Regions from separate parts of the Mus musculus genome. Here all the other regions are linked to region 3. The links are chromatin loops, found by intact Hi-C in ENCODE. Cell type or tissue: left cerebral cortex. All regions are shown on one strand.

Region 1 (5,000 bases), 250 kb after region 3:
AGGATACTGCTTTGACAGTCAGTCTGTCATACAGCATGCTGACTTTGCTCGTTGGGATGCACAGGGTAGAACGTGTTATTGTTGGGAGCCCGTAAGAGGCAATAAGAAAGCTTGCATCAGAGACACAAATGTTCATTAGAACTCTCTGGAACCTCATGAGAATACAAAACCCTGCCCACAGAGAAGGAGGTGGTTCTAGTCAAGTGGATGTGGTGTTTGTCACAGAATGAATTAGCCTTTAAGGACTGAGCCATCTCTTCAACCCCTTGGAATAGTTTAGACCATGAATGAGCCCATATCCTGAATTCCCCATTTCCCTCCCTGTATCTTCCGTCTTTAGGGGTTTTGTGGCCTTTCACCTGACTGTAGCCTCTCTGTTGTGTGTGCTTGGCCTGTCTTGGTCTGTCTTACCCTGTTGCATGTCTGTTGTGTTTCTGGAGTCTCTCAAATACCTGTCCTTAACAAAGGACAATTGTCTTATATTTGTTGAACAGCCCACAAAGAATGAGAGATCCTTTTTCACAGAAATTTTAAACAGAATTTTCTAAGGGAAAAAGCTATTCTGTTGACTTTAACTGACCCAAAGCTGCACACAGGGGCCTGGAGAGATGGTTTAGTGGTTAATACTGACTGCTTCCAGAGGGCCTGAGTTAGATTCCCAGCACCTGCATGGCAGCTCCTAACAGTCTGTAACTACTGCCCCTTTCTGGCCTTGTTAGGCACCAGAGATGCGTGTGCTGCACCAACATACACGCTGATAAAACACCCATTAACAGAACATAAAGTAAATACATCTAAAAAAAAAAAACAACACCCTAACCTTTTTTATAAAGCTGCAAACAGGTTATCAACTATTACCCACATATTGCTTCTGACATTTTTGGGGCATTTGCTTTGTTTAAGGTTGAGACATTGGGAATAGTCTGTATTCTCATGTCGCATTCGTGGGGTGCTGAGGATTGAACCCGGTGTATGCTAGGGAAGCAATCTATCGCCAGCCCTCCTGATGGTTCATCGAGATTGTTAACTCCACTTGATTGGTCAGTAAATGCCTCTAGGGTTGGGCGGCAGAGTGTTCCCAGAGAGGATTAGCTAAGAGGAGAGCTTGTCCTGAAGGAGGATGCACCATCCAGTAAGAGGAATAGACGGGAAAGGAAGAGCAGTGTCTGGCCCATCATGCTTTGCGCTGCCACATCCTCCCACCAGCACTCGCTGAAGCATCTTTAACCGGAAGCACACAAGGCTTTCCTCCAAGATGATTGACAGGTATTGTGTGCTAGTGACCAAAGGAGGGGCCGGCCCTATCAGGAGGATCAGTGTGCTTTGTACTAGGAGAAAAAAGCTAGGCATGACGGTGGGTGCTGAGAGCCCAGCTCCGGAGGCTGAGGCAGGAACACTGCCCAAACTCAGGCATTCAGGGTAGGTTGGAAGGTACCTCAAGACCTCAGTTTTCTTGGGGAGGAGAGGGTTTCGAGGATAGAGCTTTGCGCATTGTAGGCAAGTGCTCTACCACTGAGCTACATTGCCAGCTCTAACCCCAACTTGTAAAGAAGAAAAAAAAAATCATAAGGGGGAAAGACCAGAGACCTCCACTCCCGCCGCACCCCCTGCGCCACTGCAGGCAAACAGTCTCAAAGCTACACAGGTACCCTGATGGAACCCAGGGCTTCCTGCTTGCAAACACTCTACAGAGGGAGCTGCGTCCCTAGTCCTGAAGTTTGATTTCTGTGCAGCTTTTAACTGCCTCGATGAAAAGGAAAGTAGGGTAACCCAAGAGGCTGAGAATCTTCTGGAGAAAAGGTTTGTGGGATGCAAGAAGGGGCCGACCCCACACAAGACTCGCGTTTTGAATCCCATGATAACTTCACTCACCCCTCCTTAGAGCACATGGGAACTGATGTTAGATTACTCACATTGGGCTAATGGCTAAATACTTGAGTGGGAGAACTCAGAGAAAAAGGAATGTACGTACGCCCAAGACTTTGTCAAATAGTGGCCTTGGGTTCCAGATAATGGGGCTGTTACAGCGGTTTCAGTAGATCATGGCAGTTAGCTGATTTGCTTAGAAGACAATGTTGCCCTCTGCTGGTGGAGTTCTGAAACTACAGTCTTCAGTAGTTTTTTTGTTTTGTTTTGTTTTTTGCCCCTTCCCCATTTTCTGCTTGATTTCAGGCATTTCTGAAACGCCTCACCTTGCTAGGTCATTTCCTATAAATAGTGGCCTAAACTTTCCCTGTAGTGTGACCTTCCAGAGGATTGGGGCAAGAAAAAAAAATCACTGGTAGGTCTCCGTCTTTTCCATTTTTGAGAAAGTCTGAAGTAATCCAGGATAACCTTGAAATCATAATCCTCCATCCTCCATTTCCAAAGTGCTGGGGTTACAGGTTACCCACAGGCTGGGTCTCCTAGTCCATGTTTTTTTGGAGCTTAATTCTGTTTTTTTTTTTGTTTGTTTGTTTTTCGAGACAGGGTTTCTCTGTGTAGCCCTGGCTGTCCTGGAACTCACTCTGTAGACCAGGCTGGCCTCGAACTCAGAACTCCTCCTGCCTCTGCCTCCCGAGTGCTGGGATTAAAGGCATGCGCCACCACGCCCGGCTTGGAGCTTAATTCTGTACCACTTGCCAAGCTATCTCCAAAGTGCACGAGATATGGGGGTCAAAACACAATAAAATCTACCTTTTCCCCATGCTTACAGTCTCAAGAAGTGGAAATCGGAAATAAACTACGTGATGAACAAGTCAAGTGTGCGGGAGTGTTACTGAGTGGACATTGGGAAGGCCTGGGGAGCTATGAACTGCTAGGCAGGAGGTCTCAAGCAGCAAGCTTGGGGCAAGGGAGGACCTTACTCCAGGTTGAAGCAGGCAGGCTTTCCGGATAGAGGAAGTCAAGCCAATGGCTAAACAGTGAAGCAACACCCAGGGGCAAAGCCAGAGGCTACGGCAGATGGCTCATGGATGGCCGGAATTGTGTTCCTGCCTCCTGTCTCCAAGACGTAACCCTGAGGACATCAGAATGTGACCTTATTTGGAATTAGAGTTGTTGAGATTGTAGTTAGTTTAGCTGAGGCTATTAAGGGAGCCCCAGTTGGTTGTTGCGGTAATTATTTAAATCTCAGCCTGGAGTAGAACCCCCTCTTAAACCAATTAGTTCTGGATTGAAAGACACACACACAGCTTTTATATTTACAATAAGCCTTAACCAACACAAGAGCTGAATAGCTGCCTACCCTCCATGCTGTTAGAATCTATTTTCCTATGGATAAACCAGGAAAATATTACTTATTTACTAAGTTTTATCTGGGCTCCTCTTAACTCTAATTGGGCAGTCCTCAGGGCCACTCTCTAACTCTTAACCCATGGCTGCTTCTCCTTCCTCCTCCCCTTCCCCTAGCTGAGAACCTCACCTATGTCTCTTCTGCCTAATTATTGGCAGTTGGCATCTGTATTTACAAATCAAAATTAATTTGGAGGGCAAGATCGCATTGGTTAAGGCAGACTCCAGGTCTTGCTCCCCCCCCCCCTTAGGATTACAATAGACAGTAAAAGACAAAATCTCAATAACTGGTGATCTTATCAAAATGGGATACAGGCCTAGGAACCCACGAACTGAGACACAGTGGAGGGAGCATGGGCACATAAGGACAGATACTGGATTGTGCTTCTACAGGCCAAGGAACTCCACCTTTTGCCAGCAAACTACATGATCCGGAGCAATGTATGGAACAGGTTAGATAGAGTACTTCTCACTGCCCTAAAGAGGAAAAACAGTCATGCTGACATCTGGACTTCAGACTCCCAGGAACTAGGAGACAGGAAGTTTCTAGTGTTTGGGTCACTCAGGTGAAGGCAGAGGCAAGGAACAGAGGGCGAGAGAGACCAAGCAAAGCTTTGAAGGCCATTTGTGCTATGTCAACTTGATACAGCTAGTCATCTCAGAAGAGAGAACTTGAATTAAGAAAATATCCACATCAGATTGGCCCATGGGCAAGTGATAATTTTCCTAATTATCACCAGTGTCGGAGGGAGGGTCCAGTCCACCACCCCTGGGCAGGTGGTTCCAGGGTTCTCTAAGAAAGCAGGCTGAGCAAGCAAAGGGAGCAAGCCAATAAGCGACATCCCTCCATTGCTTCCACATCAGCTCCTGCCTTTTGGTTCTTGCCCTGCTTGAGTTCCTGCTCCGGCTTAGCCTTGGTAAAGGACTGTGATCTAGAAGTATGAGCTGAAATAAACCCTTTCCTCCCCAAGTTGCTTTTGCTCATGGTGTTTCATTACAGCAATAGACACCCTGGCTAAGACAATACCAGTTCAGGGCTTCAGTTTCTATCCCCCTCTTTTTAAAAAAAGATTTATTTATTATTATATCTAAGTACACTTTAGCTGTCTTCAGACGCACCAGAAGAGGGCGTCGGATCTCATGACGGATGGTTGTGAGCCACCACGTGGTTGCTGGGACTTGAACTCAGGAAGAACAGTCAGTGCTCTTAACTCCAGCACTATATCCCATTCTTTTTATTCAAGAAATGGTATTTATTCTAAAAGCCCAAGCAGCACTCAGCATTAGGGAATTACCAACAAAATTAATTTATTAATCTATTTTGAGGAGAAAAAGTCACATGATTATCTATATAGAAACCTTGGACAAAATTCAAAACCTGTTCTTGATGAGAAAAATGAGCTCAAAATAGGAACAACTTGGGCTGGAGAGATGGCGCAACTGATAAGAGCACTGGCTGCTCTTCCAGAGGTCCCGAGTTCAATTCCCAGCAACCACATGGTGGTTTACAACCATCTGTAATTGGGTCTGATATCATCTTCTGGTGTGTCTGAAGATAGCGATAGTGTACTCACGTATATAAAACAAATAAATCTTTAAAAAAAGTAACAACTAAACCGGGCGTGGTGGTGCACGCCTTTAGTCCCAGCACTTGGGAGGCAGAGGCAGGCGGATTTCTGAGTTCAAGGCCAGCCTGGTCTACAAAGTGAGTTCCAGGACAGCCAGGG
Region 2 (5,000 bases), 140 kb after region 3:
CCCTGGCTGACCTAGAACTCAATCTGTAGATCAAGCCAACTTCCAACTTATAGAGGTTCAACTGACTCTGACTCCCGAATGTAGAGATTAAAGATGTGCTACCATACCTAGTGGAGAATTTATTTTGAAGACAGGAACTCACTGGAAGCTCAGGTCAGTTTCCATCTTCCAGGAATCCCCCTGCCCCAGATTCCTGGGTTGTGCATCATTAAGTCGTGCTATTATGTTGATTCTGCCTGATTCTTCTGAGGAAGCTGAAGCAGACTATTACAAGTTCAAGGCCTATGTGGTCTATAGATGAGTTCAAGGTCACTCTGGGGCAGTTTAGCGAGACTTTATCTTGAAATAACACAAACACAAAACAAACTGAAGCTAATCTTGGTTGTCAATTTGACACACCCAGGAAGAAGGAATTGCCATTGAGAAATTGCCTCGGTCAGATGCCCATCCTGTAGGCATTTCTGAGGAACATTTCTTGATTGTTACCTGCTGCAGGAGGGCCCAGCCCACAGTGGGCAGCACCACCCCTAGGCAGGTGAGTCCGGCTGTATAAATGAGGTAGCTGACTTTTCTGAGCTGTGGTCTTTGAGAGCTAGCCAGTAAGCAGCATTCATTGCTGGTCTCTGCTCCAGTTCCTAGCCAGGTTCCTGCCCTGACTTCCCTTTCCTCCCAGAGTTGCTTTTGGCTGTGGTGTTTTAAACAAACAACCAGAAAAGCAGGAAAAAACTGAGCAGACTTTTACAAACACACCGCCTACCTCCAATGCCTCATCTACAGGTAACAGGTCAGGGGATTCTCAAACATTTTGGCCATGGATCTCAGTAACACACATTTTATACACGTTACAAGCTATCCTCCCTCCACTCCACCCAGGAACTTTAATTAAAACATTAATTAGTTTGAGGCAGACAAATCCCGCCTGGAGGGGAGCTACTGGCACCTGAGAGCAGCTGAAGGAGGGAGTCGGTGTTCCTTAAGAACGTAGCTCCTGAAGCACTCTGGAGGCAGAGGCAGGCAGATTTCTGAGTTCGAGGCCAGCCTGGTCTACAAAGTGAGTTCCAGGACAGCCAGGGCTACACAGAGAAACCCTGTCTTGAGAAACCAAAAAAAAAAAAAAAAAGAAAGAAAGAAAAAAAGAAGGTAGTTCCTGGAAGACTGAGCACACTCCAGTGGAACCCTGTGCAAGCATCAAGAGAATGTGAGCAGCAGATTGCACTTGATAGGATTTTTGTTTGTTTTGTTTTTTGAAGAAAACAAAGTTGTTTGGTTTAGGGAAGTGGGGTGAATATGAGAGGGGTTAAAATGGCCAAAACACAGCCAGGCATGGTGGCGCACGCCTTTGATCCCAGCACTCAGGAGGCAGAGGCAGGCAGATTTCTGAGTTCGAGGCCAGCCTGGTCTACAAAGTGAGTTCCAGGACAGACAGGGCTACACAGAGAAACCCTGTCTCAGAAAAACAAAAAAAACAAAAAACAAAACAAACAAACAAAAAAATCAAACACATGTGTGTGTGTGTGTGTGTGTGTGTGTGTGTGTGAGAGAGAGAGAGAGACAGAGACAGAGACAGAGAGAGGCAGAGAGAGAAACAGAGAGGGAGAGAGGCAGAGAGAGAGAGAGGCAGAGAGAGAGAGAGAGAGAGAGAACCATGTGCCTGCGGGAGTCTGTTCTCTCCTTTACCTACCATGTGATTCCCAGGGATCCAACTTTGTTTGAGGTTTGGCAGCAAGCTCTTTACCTGCTGAACCTCGTTGGTGATCCCTTGTGGCTTTTTAACATAAATCTCCCCCCAATCTGATGCTGTGATAAAGCGTGGATTGAAGGGGGAATGACATTTTAGACTTAGATCCACACACTAGACATACACAGTAAGTAAAGAGGAAACGGAAGTGCACTGAGCAATATTTCCTACCTTATTTAGTCTGTTTTATTATATTTGTTAGTTCTGGCTAGGATCCTCTATTTTGAACATAGCATTGAGAGCACTGAGTGAATGTTCTTCCAACTGTGTCTCTGCAAAATCGTCGGCACCTACCTTCTTGTCAAGCATTGGTAGCCAGATCATGCCATCTAGTGGTCATGCCTAGATCTGTGTCTTTCTCTTACTGAGATGTCAATGGGATTCGGGTGCTTATGATAAGAAAGCAAACTAATACAGAGTGGATCTAGGGGGCTCATGCTTGTAATTCTAGCACTTAGCAGGTGCAAGGAAGAGGATGAAGAATTCAAGGCTAGCTTAGGCCAGCCTGGGTTACATGTGAGCTGGTCTCAAAAACTAAAAATGTCTGGTCCAGGCTAGGCTAGGCACCTTATAGTGAGGTAAAGGGTTAACTATGGTCTACACCTTGCCCCACAGAGCTGTTCTGTATGGTAGCTACTACCCACTTAGGACTACTGAGACTTGAAGTATACTTAGTGTAAAACCAAATTTTGTTCCATTTTTTTTCTAATTTCAGATCAAATTACTTTTTGTGGGACTAGAAAGAGGCAGTGAGGTCATGGTATCTGGACAGTAGAACACTTGCCTGACATATGTGCGACCCTGGCTTTAATCGCCGGCTTCAGTCCCTACACAGGGGGAAACGTGCTAAGATCAATACATCGTTGAGCCTGATGTGGTCACAGCACTGTCAGAGGCAGAGCTGGAAAGCTGGGAGCCAGAGGTAGGAATCTGGTAAACACTTGGAACACAGTGCAGGCCTGGGAAGGCAGGGCCTGTGTAAGGTCAGAGTGAGAAGCCAGTACGTGGTGATGATTCTCAGAGATGGATTTCTTAGATATGTAAGAAGAATGTTAAAGGGAGCTTCCTGATTGGGAGGCTGAGGTAGGGAGAAACAAAAGATGGAGGAAGTCATCCATAGCATAGGAGCAGGGGCTGGGTGGGCAAACTCAATCCTGAACACTCCAAACAGGCCTGATGGCTCAAGAGACCAAGATACAAGGTGGCCCTGGGCAGGGAATAAGGATTCAGCGTGATCCGGACCCTGCTGAGAATCCTGGCCTAGGCAACTTCATCCCAATAGGTCCTGAGATCAAGCTCATCTGAGTCACTGGGCGGGCTCCCTCCAGACCTGTAACAAGGGACTTTTCAACTTTGCCCCAAGCACTTGACAACTACTATTTTTAAACCTTACAAACACATTCTATTATTACCTCTCTTTGTACAGACACAGCCACCAAGGCACAGAGTAGTTAAGGACCAGCCCCAAGGTCCCACAGCCACCAGTGATTATAACTTGGAGTTGGCTAGTGGCTCCCCTGGGGCCTGAGCTTACAGCTGGCCCTCGGGTCTGGAGGGAAACATTCCCCCAGGGCATTTGCACTTTTTTCACAAGCATCTCGGATGATTCCGATGGTCAGAGAAGCTGGACAGGGGACCCTGGCCCTGGCCTTGCCTTGGTGGATGCCAGATAGGGTCCAGCTTCCTTATTCCACAGCTCACTTCCATTTCTAGTTGGGTCTGTTTACACAGCACCACAGGACTATTCCTAATGTGCTACATCCACTCCAGTAGGGACTCGTGTCACAGACAGGTTTAAAAGTCTGGAAGCAGTCACGAGGCAAAGAGTTTCAAGGAAACTTAGCCTCCTGGAACCTTGGCATTCCCATAGCTAAACTGCCCCAGATTTGTCCCTGCAATATTGTGGAAGGTCTTGCGTGCTTTCTTACAGTATTTTACTGGCTAAGAGATAGAAGTCTCAGGGCAAGCTTAGCAAAGTATACTTAGAATCTTCATTACAGCCAGGTATAGCAGACTACATTGCATATTGGTGAATTCTTCTGACAAATGAAAATTCCCTACAGATACTTAAAAGAACTGCCAAGTTACTTTCATATGCAAGTATTTACCAAGGCCTAGGAAAAAGGGGGTTGTGGATTTGCATTATTCATAAGGTCTGCTAGAGCAGAACCCCCTGGTGCTAGCTTTCACAAGGCTCAAAGGAGAAGGACAAATTGTGACTAGGGTGTGAAATCCTTACCAGTCATTAATTGACTCTAGCTAGGCAGGGCTGTTTTATCTTTACTGTAAACACTACCTGGTTCCTGTCAGCCCTTTGAAGCCATTCCTTGTCTTGTGTAAGACAGTTTAAATGTACCTTGCCTGCTGTGACACCCTACTCCTTTGTTTTCTGTATTATATAAGACTGCTGTTTGCTTTGTGAAAAATTACATTAAGATTCAGCACTCCCTTGTGTCTGGGTCTGTCAATTCTCGCCAACTCCTTGCCCACCTGTCTGGAACCTTGATTCCCCATGGGTTGAGAGGGGCTGACTGAGCCTGGTCCATGGCACTCATGTCTTTTTCTTTAAAAAAATTTTTTTTAAATTATTTACTTTATTCGTATGAGTACACTGTAGGTGTCTTCAGACACACCAGAAGAGGGCATCAGATCTCATTGTGGGTGGTTGTGAGCCACCATGTGCTTGCTGAGAATTGAACTCAGGACCTCTGGGAGAGCAGTCAGTGTTCTTAACCACTGAGTCATCTCTACAGCCCTGATTATTATTGTTTTTGAGACAAGACCTCACCATGTAGCTTTGGCTGGCCTGGGATCTGTTAGGAAGACTAGGCTGGCCTTGAACTGATGGAGATCCACCTGTATCTGCTTCCCCAGGAGGATAAGGATTAAAGACATCCACCACTACACCCAACAAAGTCCAATATTTTATCAATAGGATTTTTTCTCTTTTCTGTTCAAGATGGAGCGACCTCTATCAATTGGTTTTGACATCAAATGCCTGTTGTTTTCTTGCTAGAATGCACATTTTCACCTAAATTGTCCCTGATGTCCAAACCCTATAACACTGCCTGAAACATAATAACTGCTTTTTCCTTTCCTTCCTTCTTTTTTTTTCCCATTTCTTTCTTTCTCCACCCCTCTCCTACTACCACAAGGTTTTGCTGTGTAACTCAGCTGCTTAGAACTTGCTCTTCAGACCATGCTGACCTCAGACTCAGAGATCTGCCTGCTTCTGCCAGGATTAAATGTATTTTTTGTGAAT
Region 3 (5,000 bases):
TTACAACAGAGCTAAAGGGTTCTTTTTTTTTTTTAATTTTTTATTAGATATTTTCTTCATTTACATTTCAAATGCTATCCCAAAAGTCCCCTATTCCCCCCCCCCCGCCCTGCTTCTCTATCCACCCACTCCCACTTCTTGGCCCTGGCGTTCCCCTGTACTAGGGCATATAAAGTTTGCAATGCCAAGGGGCCTCTCTTCCCAATGATGGCCGACTAGGCCATCTTCTGCTACATATACAGCTAGAGACATGAGCTCTGGGAGTACTGGATAGTCAATATTGTTCCACCTATAGGGTTGCAGACCCCTTCAGCTCCTTGGGTACTTTCTCTAGCTCCTCCATTGGGGACCCTGTGTTCCATCCTATAGATGACTGTGAGTGTCCACTTCTGTATTTGCCAGGCATTGGCATAGCCTCACAAGAGAGAGCTATATCAGGGTCCTTTCAGCATAATCTTGCTGGCATATGCAATAGTGTCTGCATTTAGTGGAGAGCTGAAGGGTTCTAATTGCTTCCCTGGAATATGAAAGAATACTAGAAATTCTCCTAGAATAAAAGGAACTCCATATATTTTTATGATTTATATAATCTTGTGTAGTTTTCATTTTTCTCATTTAAGACTAGACAATATTACTAGGTGATGTCCCAGTACTTAGGAGGCAGAAACAGGTGGCTATCTGTGAGTCTGGTTCATATAGTAGTTCCAGGCCAGTCAGAGCTATATAATCTGACTCTGCCAGCCAGCATTTAAAATAGAATATTTAGGATAATAAAAAGAATGTTTACAGTATAATCCATGTATATCTAGTACTTATTACCTTTGACTAATCTTTTGATTTTTGGGCTTTTTTGAGACAGGATTTCATGTTATAGCCCAAGCTGGCCTAGAACTTACAACAGTTTTCTTGCCTCTGCCTTCTAAGTGCTAGAATTACAGGCATGCACCACCACACCCAGTTAACTTATTGTTTTGAGTAACTTTATTTTAGCAGTGTTTACCTTCCACATTTCTTTAAAGGGTATACTTGGCACTGTTGTAATCAAGCAAAACTGTTCAGTTTGGAGTTGTAGCTCAGTTGGTAAAGTGCTTGCCTAGTACATGAAGCTATGGGTGTGAGCAACAGCACCACAGAAGCCAGACATGGTAGCACACAAATTCAGTTCCACACTCTTATTTTTAAATTGTGTGTGTAGCCATCTTTCTAGCCTCCCAGTTCCCACTTTAAACTCTAGAGTATATTAGATATAGTGTTGAGCATTAGCTATATTGATTGATTGACATTCATATTGGTAGACATTGGGTATATTAATGGACATTTTGCCTTCTTGTAAAAGTAATGCTCTTCTTCAGGATTTGAAATTGTGCAGATTAGAGCCTGGGAAGGCAGAACTGGAGAACTCAGGATTTGACAGAATGAGTGAGGAAGAGGTGCTGGCAGCTGTGTTAGAGATAAGCAGGAGAGAAGCTTCGCCGGTACTTAGCCCTGAAGATGATGATAAGCCAACCAGCAGTCCGGACACCGGCTTTGCAGAAGATGATATTCCAGAAATGCCTGAAAATCCAGATGCTATGGAAATTGAGAAGTCCAAAACAATCACTGAGCCAGGTAAGGTTCACCAAGATAAGTATCTGTTACACAAAACATGTGTTCCAGAGCCTTTACTGACATGCAGCTTCTAAGTTATCCTAAAGCCCTCACATTTGGACATGGAAGTCATAGAGCGATATCGCAAAATTATTTTCTAGATTTTTGTGGAGTCAGAGCGTCTTAATTTCAAATTACTTTATATGCAAGTAAAATAATAATTAGTGTATCCTCAGGATAACAAAACCCAAAAAGCTGATGGTGTTCTTCTGAGGTATTTATTTCCTCTTAATGCAATGTATTCCCCTGCTCTTGTTAGTCACTCTATAATGCATATCACTTGGTCATAGTCATTCTTTGTTTTCAGAACCATTCTGTGGGTCAGTGCTTCTAAATCAAGGGCATTCTCTGCTGCCCTGGAATGGTCGTCACAAATAGAGAGACATGGACTACTTCTGGCATGAGCCACTTCCATTTCCATAGATGAAAGGGATCTTTAATTCCTGTAAGGTGGCTCTCCTATCTCAGAGAGTCTGGGGAATTCTGCTAAAATTTACAGCATACACACTTCTCCATTTCCCACTCCCCAAAAGGCCTCATCGGCACCTCATGCAAATTATTAATGATACTGAGCCTGAGAAACCCTGATATAGATGTGGTAAGATGAAATTATTTGTCCCAAAAAATTCTAAGTACAACTGGGAGTATAGTAGCTTGGTAGCTTGTTTAGTAGCTGTGTGCCCACCATGCACAAAACCCAGCATCCCCAAACCAAGCATGATGGTGTGTACAGTAATCCCATCAAGGAAGTGTAGATGGGAGGTCAAAGTCTCGGCCATCCTCAGATACTTAGAAAGTTCTAGGCCTGCCTGAGCTACATTAGACCCTAACCTATAGTGTTAATGAGGGCAAGGTAAATTACTCTTTCTTAACAGTAGGTGTCACTAGAGTCCACAAAGTTCAGGGTTTCTCCAAAATAATGTTTTGCTTTTCAGGTCCTGCTAGTTTTACTGAGATAACAAAAGACTGTGATGAGAATAAAGAAAACAAAACTCCAGAAGGCTCTCAGGGAGAGGTTGATTGGCTCCAGCAGTATGACGTAGACCGGGAAAGAGAAGAGCAGGAGCTGCAGCAAGCACTGGCTCAGAGCCTTCAAGAGCAAGTAAGACACTTTCTTCCTGTTGCTGCTGCTTCCATGCTTCCAGGAGTGGAATCACAAAGACTGGCGTGTTAATCATTTACTGTGTGTTAGTCATTCATTGCTCCTAGATAGCTACATACAATTAGTTATTGGAAAAAAATTATTTGGGCTTGTTTGGACTGGAACAGTTATTAAATTAGTAGGGTTTTTATTATTAAAATGGAATAAAATATTGTTGGCCATGTTATATGCTATAGGGATGTTAAAGATTATTCCATTAGCTTTATTCTGCAAGCTGTCAACAAGTACCTCACCATGATTTTATGAGTGGTAGATTATTGTTTGGTTATTTTCTGGTTGTGAGCCATCTCTTCAGCCCTGGTTATTTTTTTTACAATATTTCTTTTACTATAAATTATTTGACCACAAATATCTAAAATCTAATAATTTTTAAATTCTGGTGATTGGACCCTTATTTTGTCTGTTTGTTTTGCTTTTTTGTCGTTTTGTTTTTCAAGAAAGAGTTTCTTCATGTAGTTCTCACTGTCCTGGAACTATCTCTGTAGACTAGGCTGCCTTTGAACTCAGAGAGATTGGCCTGCCTCTGCCTCCCAGGGCTGGTGGTAAAGGTGAGCACCCCAGCCACCTGGCAGACCAGTGCTTTTCAATCTTGATTATGTTTTAAAGTTACCTGAGGTGCTCCAAAAATACTGATGCCTGAATTGTCCTAATACTGATAAATCTTTAAAGGATAAACCTTGGATATGGACTGGGCATCTGGATTTCTCTTTCTTTTAATCTAGATTTTAAAAGTCTTCCCTGGTGATTCTAATGAACAACTAAGATTGAGAAGAGCTCCTTTACAATCTCAATCGGTTCTTCTAACCTTTTATTTATAAGCAGTGCTTTTCTACTTACAGTGTAATAAGATACATGTATGTGACGCTGGAGATGGGACCCAGGTCCTTATACAAGGATTTTACTACTGAACTTTGTCCCCAGTCATAAAGGCAGTTAAACATTTTATTTTTTTCCTGTTTTTTGGTTTTTCGAGACAGGGTTTCTCTGTACAGCCCTAGCTGTCCTGGAACTCACTATGTAGACCAGGCTGGCCTTGAACTCAGAAATCCTCCTGCCTCTGCCTCCCAAGTGCTAGGATTAAAGGCATACACCACCACTGCCCGGCTCAAACATTTTTATTTACATTTTTTTTCTTATTTTGTTTTGTTTGAGACAGGGTTTCTCTGTGTAGACCTGTCTGTCCTAGAACATGCTCTGTAGACCAGGTTGACCTTGAACCCAGAGATTTGCCTGCCTCCGCCTCCCAAATGCTTGGGATTAAAGGTGTGTGCTACCACTGCCCAGCCTACTTATATTTTTTCCTAAGAATACCTTTGCTGTTTCAGAAAAATGACAGTCAAGGGTCTTCATTTAGTATTGCTGCCAAACCTGTCTTGTGGATCTGGTTTCTTTAGTTAGAATAAAGTAGAAATAGATGGCTCGGTAACCTGTAGGGATACTGCTCATTCTGCTGTCACACACAGGGTATGAGTGTCTCCTGGATGGAAGTGTTCATCATCCGCTCAGGAGAGCCAGTTGTGTTCTACACTACTTATAAGTAGTTATTGAAAAAGAATAAGTATATTCACTGTAGGTTGTCTGAAATCTGCAGTGTAGCAGTGTTTACATCTGTACCATAAAGGGTGATAAATGCTAAGTCCAGGGAAAAGAAAGTAAGTAGTTTGCTAGGTGTGAATGATTACACTGCTGCTGTTTTCAGACCAGAAGAGATCCCATTTCCGAGGGTTGTGAGCCACCATGTGGGTGCTGGGAATTGAACTCAGGATCTCTAGACGTCAGTGCTCTTAACTGCTGAGCCATTTCTGCAGCACTGTGCCTGGCATTTTTTTATATTTAAAAAAAAAAATACGCCATACAGTCACATTGAATGACTTGACAATGTTATTGACCAGAGGAAATAAAAACCCCAACGTTATGTTTTAAGAGGACAGTGTTGAAAAGAAACAAGCTTCTATTCCACATAGGTCAGAGTCCAGATAGCTGTAAAGCTAGGGAAGGCATGGCAAGCAAGTGCTCTCAGAGCAGCGTGCTGTGCCTCTTTAAACACTTGTTCCTGTTCTTCTCTCTGTAGGAGGCTTGGGAACAGAAGGAAGATGACGACCTCAAAAGGGCTACAGAATTAAGTCTTCAAGGTATGGGGAGGATTTCAATTATATTTTTAAATGGAAAAGTACATTAATACATAGAAGAA
Region 4 (5,000 bases), 550 kb after region 3:
AAACTGTAACTATTACCTACGCTCGGTATTTCTTTATTTGACCTCCTTTTCTCTCTCCTCGCTAGACTCTTAAGTCCCTGAGGGCACAGAGTGGTTTACCTTAAGCCCTAGGGCAGTGCCTGCCAGGTGGGGCACCCTCTCCTGGTGCACAGGGAATGGCTTAAGTCTGGAAACCTCATGGAGGCACTGTGGGAAGGAGAAGATGGAAACACAGACATGTGTACAGAAAAGCTGGGCACAGATGGGCTGCACAGGCTATGAGAGATGACCAGAGCAGCTACTGTAACAACTGGGAACTTCAGCATGTTTATTATGTATACTGGAGCGGGGCGGGGGGAGCACATGTTAGCTGTTGGCTAGTCTTGGTAGGAGGTTTCTGTGGGTGAGCAATCTCAGACCATAAAGGTTAGAAGTGTTTACAAACCATAGACCAGTGTGTGTGTGTGTGTGTGTGTGTGTGTGTGTGTGTGTGTGTGTCTGTGTGTCTGTGTGGTATGTATGTGTGTTTATGTGTATGTATGTGTGTGTGTCTGTATGTGTATGTGTTACTAGTAGAGGGTCTTGAGCATGACAAGCAAAACATTTTAAAAAGGCAGAGTGTGGGAAGGAGAACCCAGGAATGTGGATGTATGCGTACGGAGCACCCTAGAGGAGGGGCAGCAGCAGTGCTAAGGTTGCAGGTGGAGAGAGAGACTTTGGGGTGTGGGGCACTGCAGTTAGGAATGAGGGTCCAGGCTGGAGTGGAAACTGAGGCATAACCAGACACTATTTGGAGGGTGGCCTCCTTTCACAATGGTTTCCCTGAGCATCTGTGGGAAGGAGGGCAGGGGTGGGGATGCCTTTGAGACACAGTCGCTGTCACTGGAATAGATCTTTCTTATTGCGGTGACATCAGCAGGTGCCAGGAGGGACAGACAGGCTGTGTTTCCTAGTGCCAGGCTGCTGAGGCTAGGAACAGCAGAGCTCTGTTGCCACGGAGATAAGGGAATGAAGAGCAGGTAGGGCCTTGTAACTGTGAGGGCGATGTAATTCCAGGTGGCCTCAGAGTTCTGTGTGTGCTTGGTGGTGACACTGCCACCTGACCGCCCTTCCTCTTCTCCAGTTCCTCCTTGCCTCTCCTAACCCAGAATCCTAGACTGGATCTGGGAGGTGGTAGCTGGGCCAGGTAAGAAGATACTAGAGATGGGGTGCTGTTTTTAAAAATTAATGAATGAATGAATTGATTAATTAATCAATTCATTCATTCTTTTTTTAATCTCCATGGAGGCTTGCAACCTGTAAGAATGGCTGGCAAACTCCCACTTCCGTCCCTCCCGGCCCCAGCCCAGTCTCCGCATGCCAGCACCTCCATTTTTCATTTCCTGTCTGCTTCTCCCACGCTAGTCTCTGGGTCTGGATCCATGTTTCTCGTTCATGCGGGTCTCCCAGGCAACCTTCCTTAGTGCCCACTGGAAGAAGCATCAGTAGACCAAGCTAGCTACAGTTGCTGAGGGGGGGGAGTGGAAACCGCAGGACCGTCTCTTTCCAAGGATCTTCTGGAATGAGAAAGGATGGCTTTCAGAATGCGGAGAACATCTGGAATGATCAGACAGGGCTCAGTCTGAAGTCCTTTTCTCGTCTAGGCCCTCAAGTCCACGTTGGTTAACATTTTATAGCGTTTTCATGATCCCAAGGCGCCCTCCAGTGGCCAAATAGGAAGTTGCGGCTCTTCCAAGAGGAAGTAAAAGTGGGCAGTTGCTGAGCCAGCTTCACACCGCCCCCGCACCCCCCCCCCCCACTCAATTCCCAATTCCAACTTCAGCCTTCATGCTGGAGTCCACTGAGGTGGCAGGAGCCAGTGAGGAGCCCTGGATAGGCAGTCAATGACTGGGGGCTACTTATGGCCTCTTTACCATGAGTCTCTGGGTTGGCATCTCTGGTACTTCCTAGCCCAGCATTGCCTATAATATAAACTCACTTCCTGGATAGGCAAGGTCTGTCTGTCCATCCTCCTGCAGCCAGCCTACAGTTGGCCCTCTATGATTGAAGCTTTGGCTGGTCCACAGATCAGGGCAAGTAATTCTAGAAGGGCCATGAGGAGGTTGGGAGGGCTGGTTACCATCTCCAGGATGCACTTGGAGAATCCAGGCCTGGGATTGAGCTGCATAAGAAAACTTGACCTCGGTAGCAGCAGCTGGAAAAAAAACCCAAGACGGTACTGAGAAGCCAGCATCCTGCATCACCAGGCTCCGGAGGGTCTGTCGATGCTCTGGGTTCAAAAAGTGCACGAGTCGACAGGATGCTCAGGGAAGGAGAAGCTAAGGAGGCAGCTTGTGCAAGCTCAAGCTGATATCCACCAACCACCCAGTGGTGGCTTACTATCTAGTCACAGCAGGTTACCCTCCTTTAGAAACGCAGAGTGACTCTTTCACCTAGACTGAAAGGAACCAGTTTTCAGAGCTGCAGTGGCGTGGGAAGGGGGACAGTGCCCCCTTGTGGCAATATCTTGGTACTTCAACTCAGAAGAAGCCAGAAGATGAGATCTACTTCTGTCAGGCTCATTTGTGCACAGCATCTAGGAGCAGAGGGTAGGGCTCCCAGAGACACTGCCTTGTGACTCACTACAATAAGCGTGATTTCCTCTAGAGAGTCTTAGGGTCCAAGACAACTAATGAGAGCAGCAAAGGTCACATGCAGGTTCCTGGCATGATGCAACCCTGTGCCAGCATCCCAGGATGTGAGATGAACAGGGCATGGCCTGTGCCCTCCACCATCAATGCAGGAGTCAGAGAAGAACAACAGTGCCCTTGTCACACTGGGCATGCAATGTCCCGGCTGTTGTCATTTCTCCTTAAGTGTGGCTTCTGAACATCCCTGGGTTTTCTCCTCACCTCTATTAAGTCTTTTCTTTCAACTTATTGGTGCCACAACTGCGCTCAGGGTTATTATGCTAGAGAGGGTGAGGTGGCTAGGTGTCATATCTGGGTAGGATTTGTTTTCTTTCTTTTTTTAAAAAAGATTTTTATTAGATATTTTCTTTATTTACATTTCAAATGCTATCCCGAAAGTTCCCTATACCCTCCCCCCACCCTGCTCCCCTACCCACCCACTCCCACTTCTTGGCCCTGGCATTTCCCTGTACTGGAGCATATAAAGATTGCAAAACCTAGGGGCCTCTCTTCCCAATGATGGCCAACTAGGCCATCTTCTGCTACATATACAGCTAGAGACACGAGCTCTGGGGGTACTGGTTAGTTCATATTGTTGTTCCACCTATAGGGTTGCAGACCCCTTCAGCTCCTTGGGTAATTCTCTAGCTCCTCCATTGGGGGTCCTGTGTTCCATCCAATAGCTGACTGTGAGCATCCACTTCTGTGTATGCCAGGCACTGGCATAGCCTCCCAAGAGACAGCTATATCAGGGTCCTTTCAGCAAAATCTTGCTGGCATATGCAATAGTGTCTGAGTTTGGTGTCTGATTATGGGATGGGTCCCCGGGTGGGGTAGTCTCTGGATGGTCCATCCTTTCTTCTTAGCTTTGTCTCTGTAATTCCTTCCGTGGATATTTTGTTCCTTATTCTAAGGAAGAATGAAGTATCCACACTTTGGTCTTCCTTCTTCTTGAGTTTCATGTGTTTTGCAAATTGTATCTTGGGTATTCTAACAGTGAGTGCATATCAAGTGACTTCTTTTGTGATTGGGTTACTTCACTTAGGATGATGCCCTCCAGGTCCATCCATTTGCCCCAGAATTTCATAAATTCATTGTTTTTAATAGCTGAGCAGTACTCCATTGTGTAAATGTACCACATTTTCTGTATCCATTCCTCTGTCGAGGGACATCTGGGTTCTTTCCAGCTTCTGGCTATTATAAATAAGGCTGCCATGAACATAGTGGAGCATGTGTCCTTATTACTAGTTGGAACATCTTCTGGATATATGCCCAGGAGAGGTATTGTGGGATCTTCTGGTAGTACTATGTCCAATTTTTTGAGGAACCGCCAGACTGATTTCCAGAGTGGTTATACAAGCTTGCAATCCCACCAACAATGGAGGAGTGTTCCTCTTTCTCCATATCCTTGGCCTTTTTGTCTTATTGATTGTGTCTTTTGCCTTACAGAAACTTTGGAATTTCATGAGGTCCCATTTGTCAATTCTTGATCTTACAGCACAAGCCATTGCTGTTCTGTTTAGGAATTTTCCCCCTGTGCCCATATCTTTGAGGCTTTTCCCTACTTTCTCCTCTATAAATTTCAGTGTCTCTGGTTTTATGTGGAGTTCTTTGATCCGATTAGACTTGAGCTTTGTACAAGGAGATAAGAATGGATCAATTTGCATTCTTCTACATGATAACCGCCAGTTGTGCCAGCACCATTCATTGAAAATGTTCTTTTTTTCCACTGGATGGTTTTAGCTCCCTTGTCAAAGATCTAGTGACCATAGGTGTGTGGATTCATTTCTGGGTCTTCAATTCTATTCCATTGATCTACCTGTCTGTTGCTGTATTAGTACCATGCAGTTTTTATCACAATTGCTCTGTAGTACAGATTGAGGTCAGGCTCGGTGATTCCACCAGAGGTTCTTTTATTGTTGAGAATAGTTTTTGCTATCCTAGGTTTTTTATTATTTCAGATGAATTTGCAAATTGCCCTTTCTAACTCATTGAAGAATTGAGTTGGAATTTTGATAGGGATTGCATTGAATCTGGAGATTGCTTTCTGCAGGATAGCCATTTTGACTATATTTATCCTGCCAATCCATGAGCGTGAGAGATCTTTCTATCTTCTGAGATCCTTTTCAATTTCTTTCTTCAGAGACTTGAAGTTCTTATCATACAGATCTTTCACATCCTTAGAATTACACCATAGTATTTTATATTATTTGTAACTATTGTGAAGGGTGTTGTTTCTCTAATTTCTTTCTCAGCCTGTTTATCCTTTGTGTAAAGAAAGGCCATTGATTTGTTTGAGTTAATTTTATATCCAGCTACTGCACTGAAGCTGTTTATCAGGTTTAGGAGTTC
Region 5 (5,000 bases), 160 kb after region 3:
AGGGGTGGCTCTCCGCTGGAGGCGGACAGCCACAGGATGATTCTTTTCTTGGTGTCCTCTGTTTTACAGGGAACCAGTCGGCAAATACGTGAGGAACAATGTGGCTGTGTACTACGTGTCCTAGTGAGTGCAGGCTGTTGCTGCTGGGATGGGAGGGGGACAGGAGGCAGCTGACCGGCGTTGTTCAGGGCAGAACTATGCCCTAAGAGAGAGGGCTTCCCAGAAACTGTGCCAGTCTCCAGGCAGGGGCAGAAGAGCAACCTGAGGAGGAGTAACATCACGGAGTGCTGGGACAGGACAGGAGCAGGCAGACACGTGGTGATGGAATGAAGGTTTCATGGTGCTGCCCAGGCTCTCTATGATCACCTTGCATTGCCTTCAGGTCATACTGGGCTAGGAGCAGGCCGGGGGGTGTCGTGTCCTATAGCTATGTCCCATCTCTTCCCTCAGTGCTGTCTTCCTTGTCACCTACCTGACCCTTGCCTGCTGCCAGGGACCCAGGTGAGTGTTGGAGACCCTGACAAGAGGAGGGCAGAAAGTGGGACAGGGGCAGAGCATTGTAAGAGGAAAAGGGTTTGCACAGTGAAGAGAGCCTACAAGGAGTATTGATGAGGAACAAGAGGCCAGCTGTGTTACAGAGTAGTGTGCAATGCCCACCTATATGCTATATCTATCTTACAAGATATGGAAGAATCATATATACAAGATATGTACCATGTCGAGCATTTAATAAACAGTAAAGAAAATCAAAAAGGGAGGAAGTAGCAAGATGTCTCAACAGGTAAAGGTACTTTCCACCACGCCTAATGATCTGAGTTTGAGGCCCGAGACCCACATGTTGGAAAGAAAATGATTCCTACAAGCTGTCCTCTGATCTCCACATGTGTGCTGTGGTGCATGCACACACACACACACACACACCAACGTAATAAAAAATTACAAACATAAAAGGGAAAGTTACTGCATCTCTATCAGGAAGAACTCAGGGTTCAGAGGCGCCAAGGGATTTTGTCACAGTCACACAGGAGACATGCAGGTTCTAAACAAGTCCCAGCCATGCTGGCTCCACAGGAAAGGACTGTCTCGGGTTATCCTTGTGTAAATATCTGAGTACCCTCCCTAAGGAGAAGGCTTATTTCTCAGGACTTCTGCTAAAGGAGCTGCTGAGACTTGATGGCCCAGGCAGGTAACCAGGGTCTTCCTCCCTCTCCCTCTGTCTCCAGGCGCCGATTCCCATGGAACATCATCTTGCTCACCATCTTTGTAAGTCTAGAAGGGAAATGGAAGACCTACACTCGGGGAAGGGTTGGGGACACCCTTGTCCTTGGCTGGCCCTGCTCTTGCTTTCCTCTGTGGCTGTTCTTCCCAATACAGTTACCCCCAGCTCCTGCAGGGTCATGGCGACCAGTGTTGAGGCTGTTCTGTGTTGAGCCATACTCAATAGCCCATGCTGTTCTTAACCATTGGCCTCATTCTCTCCTGCCCGCAGACTTTGGCTTTGGGCTTTGTGACAGGCACTATTTCCAGGTATGTTCAGGGACAATCCTCCATGCTCTTGGGGAGGGAATGTCATGGAAGGCTGGATGGACTATGGGCACAATCCTGAACATAGGGAGTCTATTTATGGCTTCTGCCTCTGGCCCATCTCAACGCTGCTTCCTTTTCCCCAGTATGTATGAAACCAAAGCTGTCATCATAGCAATGATCATCACCGCTGTGGTATCCATCTCTGTCACCATCTTCTGCTTTCAGACTAAGGTGAGGATGGGGAAGGCCTTTCTCTGACCATCCTGCCCTCTTACACACACACACACACACACACACACACACACACACACACACACACACACACACACCTTTGGGTTCAGCACTTGGGCAGGCATGGAAGGGTTCAGACCCTTGCAGACTAGGGACTTCCCTAGCCTAATCTCCTGCTCCCATGTCTGTACTTGACAAATTGCTTCCTGTATGATATATGTCCTTAGCATATCACTGTCACTGCCATGTCCCCAAGAGCAGCACTGGGACTCCCCAACTGGGGCTCAGGGTCAGTCCTCTGGGATGCTAAGGATGGCAGTTATCGACGTGCCTCTTTCTCCCTTTCTGCTAGGTGGACTTCACCTCGTGTACAGGCCTCTTCTGTGTGCTGGGAATAGTGCTGATGGTGACCGGAATTGTCACAAGCATAGTGCTGATCTTTAAATATGTGAGTGTCCTGCCAGAAGGGTAGGCAGAACCCAGGCAGCAGACTTCCTGTGGAGCAGGGGCGGGCTCTGGCTCACACACCTCTCCACTGGCCAGTGCAGGCACCAACACAATACCATCCTTTTGGGTTAGGGTATAACAGATTTCTCTCAGGCAGGTGATAAACCACAGCCCCCTTAAGCCCTGGATAGCACCACTTGGTTCCTACAGGAACTGATAGGTTAGCCGAGACCAGGTTTCGTGAAGGACTAAGTTGGGCCTGGATGGAAGTGGCCCCGAGATTGCTGGTTCTGCTGCGTTCTTTGCTTCCAGTCAGCTAAGGCGGGAACACAGGGTTGGAGGGGAAGGATCAAAACAAGAGGTGCTGCCCCCCCCTCACCATGGCTGGTCCTGGTCTGTGTACAGGCACTTGGCAGGAGTGTTGAGTGGGGTGGCAGGTTGCCAACAGGCTTCTCTAAACTGTATCTAAGGTGGGCTGTAGGAGCCAGTGAGCTGCATCCATGGGCTGGCTCCTGGGAGCTCACTGTCACAGGCTCTTCAAACAGCATGCACTGGGCTTGTCTTGTTTCCATGACCTCCAGTAGACATTCCTGGACTTCACTAGCTTTCAGTTGGGCTGATGGGCTAACGTGGACATTGTGGGACAGCCTTTGGCAGATAAATTACAATCTCAGTTTCTCCCAGGATCTAGAGGCAAGATGGGGATCCTGGAGAGGTAGCTTCCCTACCTGCCTCTCTAGCTGGAGTCCCAGGGTCAGCTGGGTCTCCAAGGCCTGCTTTGGCTATGCTCTGCGTGGCTCCCTAATGCCATACTGTGCTATTTTACAGATTTACTGGCTCCACATGGTCTATGCAGCTCTGGGGGCCATCTGTTTCACCCTGGTAAGTTAGTTCCCTCTTCTGGGAGGGGAGCTGAGATGGTGGCTTTTAGGCAGCTTGGGAGGTGGGGAGGAGCCATGGACAATTGTTCTCTTCTTATGTAGGTGTTTTACAAGTTTCTGACATCCCTGTTTTGCTCTGTTCACATTGCTGGCTGGGTAACAGATGTGTGCCAGTCTCTGGTAGACAAGTGAACTGCTCAATGGCAGAAACCATGTAAAAAGCACACTCCTCCCTAGTGACTGACTCCATTAGTGAGCTATATGGCTGGCCCAGGGCTCTCAGGACATCGTGCTGACAGGAAGTGAACCCTGGACACTGAGCTCCTTGGCACTCATGTCTGGTTTCCCTGCAGTTCCTGGCTTATGACACACAGCTGGTCCTGGGGAACCGGAAGCACACCATCAGCCCGGAGGACTACATCACAGGCGCCCTACAGATCTACACAGATATAGTCTATATCTTCACGTTCGTGCTCCAGCTCGTAGGAAGTAGAGACTGAGAGAAAGAGAGATGTCCCTTTCACTGGCCTGGGACTCACCCTTTCCTATTGGGCTGGGCCCTAGGTCCCGTCTCCCCTCAAGTAATCTGCTCAGTTTCCTCTCCGTCCTGGGGATGGGAGGACCTCTGGCTGTGTTCAGTGAGAGCCATGATGCTGGGATCACTGGCACCTCTTAGCCCTTGGTGGGCTTGGTAAGAACTAGTCTGAAGGTGTATCTCCTTCCCTTTACCCATGACGAGTATGCACCAAACTCTGTGTGTGTGTGTGGGTGGGTGTGTGTGGGTGTGTGTAGGGGAGTAGGGAGCCTGTGAACACAGGAGCTCTGAGGGGAAGAGGCTCCCCTCCCACCTCGGCCACAGGGTTCTAGGCTAGGAGCTGGAGCTGTCTCCCTCCTGGATCCAATAAAGCCAGATGCTTTGCCTCCAGCTCCAGTGCTCATAGGCCACTTATGCTGTCTGAACTCTTTAGGCTTGGCATCTCTTAGCTTTAGAAGCTAGAAGAGATCTGTGCCCTGGGGTCTCTCTGTTCCAACCCCATCTTCCAGTAACATGTATCAGTTATTTATCTGGCTAGGGGAAAAAAGACAGTGAGCAGAGTTTCATCAGTATGGGGGCTAAACCAGAATGGCATCCACCCTGCCTGGCGCCCAGCCTGGCTACCATCCAGACCCAAAGTGCCTTGGGGCCTTCTGAGGCTTTTAAAATCGGACCTAGAGGGACCTCCTATTTTGCTCTGACACACAGAGGTGGATTGTGGGATTCTGGGTGTGGCTGGGAAGCAGTCTGGGTGAGAGATAAGTGGGGACAGGGAAAGCGCCTTGGGTGCCCTCTCTGGTCTGAGAAACACTGAAGTCTACTCTGGTACACAAGTTCAATCTGTTCTGTATTCCCATTGGGAGATTTCAGACTAAAACCCCCTCTTCAAGCCAGCTGCTGCTTTCTATGTAATCCAAGTGCCTCCTCCGGCTGGTACCAGGATGGGAACAGAAGCCGGTTTATCAGGTGGGGTAGAAACCTTACTAGCCCAAGGACATAGTTAGAGCTATTCTGTCCAGTACTTGATTCTGAATATATCACAGAGGGACACAACTAGAAATGTAATAAAGTTTTATGTTTGGCAGGAAGACCCTTGAGTTGCTGTGGCTTTCTTAACTCTAAGGTGGGAACCCAGTATTTGGAAGAAAGACTTTCCTGAACAGTTCTTGGTGGTGGGTGAGACAGGCTGCTGCAATGGTAAAAGCTGCCTGAGGAACGGAGCTCAAGTCTGCAGCACTGGCTCCAGGAGCACTGGCTCCAGAAGGGGCTTCTCAGCCACCCCGCAGGATCACGTGTATGCCATGAACCCTCTGTAAAACTTGCCTAGCTTTAACTCCCCCGGGAAGCTCCATCTTTATAGGAAAGGGGCTAGACCATAG

The links. A loop is a pair of places that touch in the nucleus more often than their neighbours do. Peaks named below come from ENCODE experiments on the same cell type or tissue, not always from the same donor. Only the 100,000 strongest peaks of a DNase experiment are listed, where the experiment ranks them.
Region 1: a loop joins it to region 3, with 7 times the contacts of the local background. A loop is called at or near these places in 16 of 42 quality-filtered maps.
Region 2: it touches region 3 in a loop (11-fold over the local background); 16 of 42 quality-filtered maps call a loop at or near these places.
Region 4: a loop joins it to region 3, with 4 times the contacts of the local background. A loop is called at or near these places in 2 of 42 quality-filtered maps.
Region 5: a loop joins it to region 3, with 2.2 times the contacts of the local background. A loop is called at or near these places in 16 of 42 quality-filtered maps.

What each region holds. Positions count from the first base shown.
Region 1 is chr1:74,203,094-74,208,093 of GRCm38, reverse strand. It overlaps Mir1928 (microRNA 1928), which reads left to right and starts at 1,474; the gene lies at 1,474-1,540. In left cerebral cortex, a CTCF peak has its summit at 2,083 (motif pointing left); a DNase peak (open chromatin) is centred at 2,038.
Region 2 is chr1:74,310,577-74,315,576 of GRCm38, reverse strand. All of the region lies in intron 2 of Pnkd (paroxysmal nonkinesiogenic dyskinesia), which reads right to left. Among named protein-coding and RNA genes, the nearest start is that of Tmbim1, 8.7 kb to the right of the region's middle. In left cerebral cortex, a CTCF peak has its summit at 2,066 (motif pointing left); a DNase peak (open chromatin) is centred at 2,058.
Region 3 is chr1:74,450,436-74,455,435 of GRCm38, reverse strand. Usp37 (ubiquitin specific peptidase 37) reads left to right here. Exons shown (of 24, transcript NM_001310662.1): 18 at 1,353-1,608; 19 at 2,583-2,749; 20 at 4,881-4,941. Among named protein-coding and RNA genes, the nearest start is that of Vil1, 44 kb to the right of the region's middle. In left cerebral cortex, a CTCF peak has its summit at 2,528 (motif pointing right); a DNase peak (open chromatin) is centred at 2,608; H3K27ac peaks cover 190 bases.
Region 4 is chr1:73,899,200-73,904,199 of GRCm38, reverse strand. No RefSeq gene overlaps it. Among named protein-coding and RNA genes, the nearest start is that of 6030407O03Rik, 37 kb to the right of the region's middle. In left cerebral cortex, CTCF peaks have their summits at 1,678 (motif pointing left) and 2,463 (motif pointing left); DNase peaks (open chromatin) are centred at 1,010, 1,439, 1,615 and 2,462.
Region 5 is chr1:74,287,958-74,292,957 of GRCm38, reverse strand. All of the region lies in intron 2 of Pnkd (paroxysmal nonkinesiogenic dyskinesia), which reads right to left. It overlaps Tmbim1 (transmembrane BAX inhibitor motif containing 1), which reads left to right. Exons shown (of 12, transcript NM_027154.5): 5 at 70-123; 6 at 451-501; 7 at 1,224-1,263; 8 at 1,490-1,527; 9 at 1,671-1,758; 10 at 2,111-2,206; 11 at 3,034-3,087; 12 at 3,440-4,711. The coding sequence ends at 3,586. Among named protein-coding and RNA genes, the nearest start is that of Pnkd, 5.4 kb to the right of the region's middle. In left cerebral cortex, no CTCF peak of the experiment used is centred here; DNase peaks (open chromatin) are centred at 62 and 2,611; H3K27ac peaks cover 931 bases.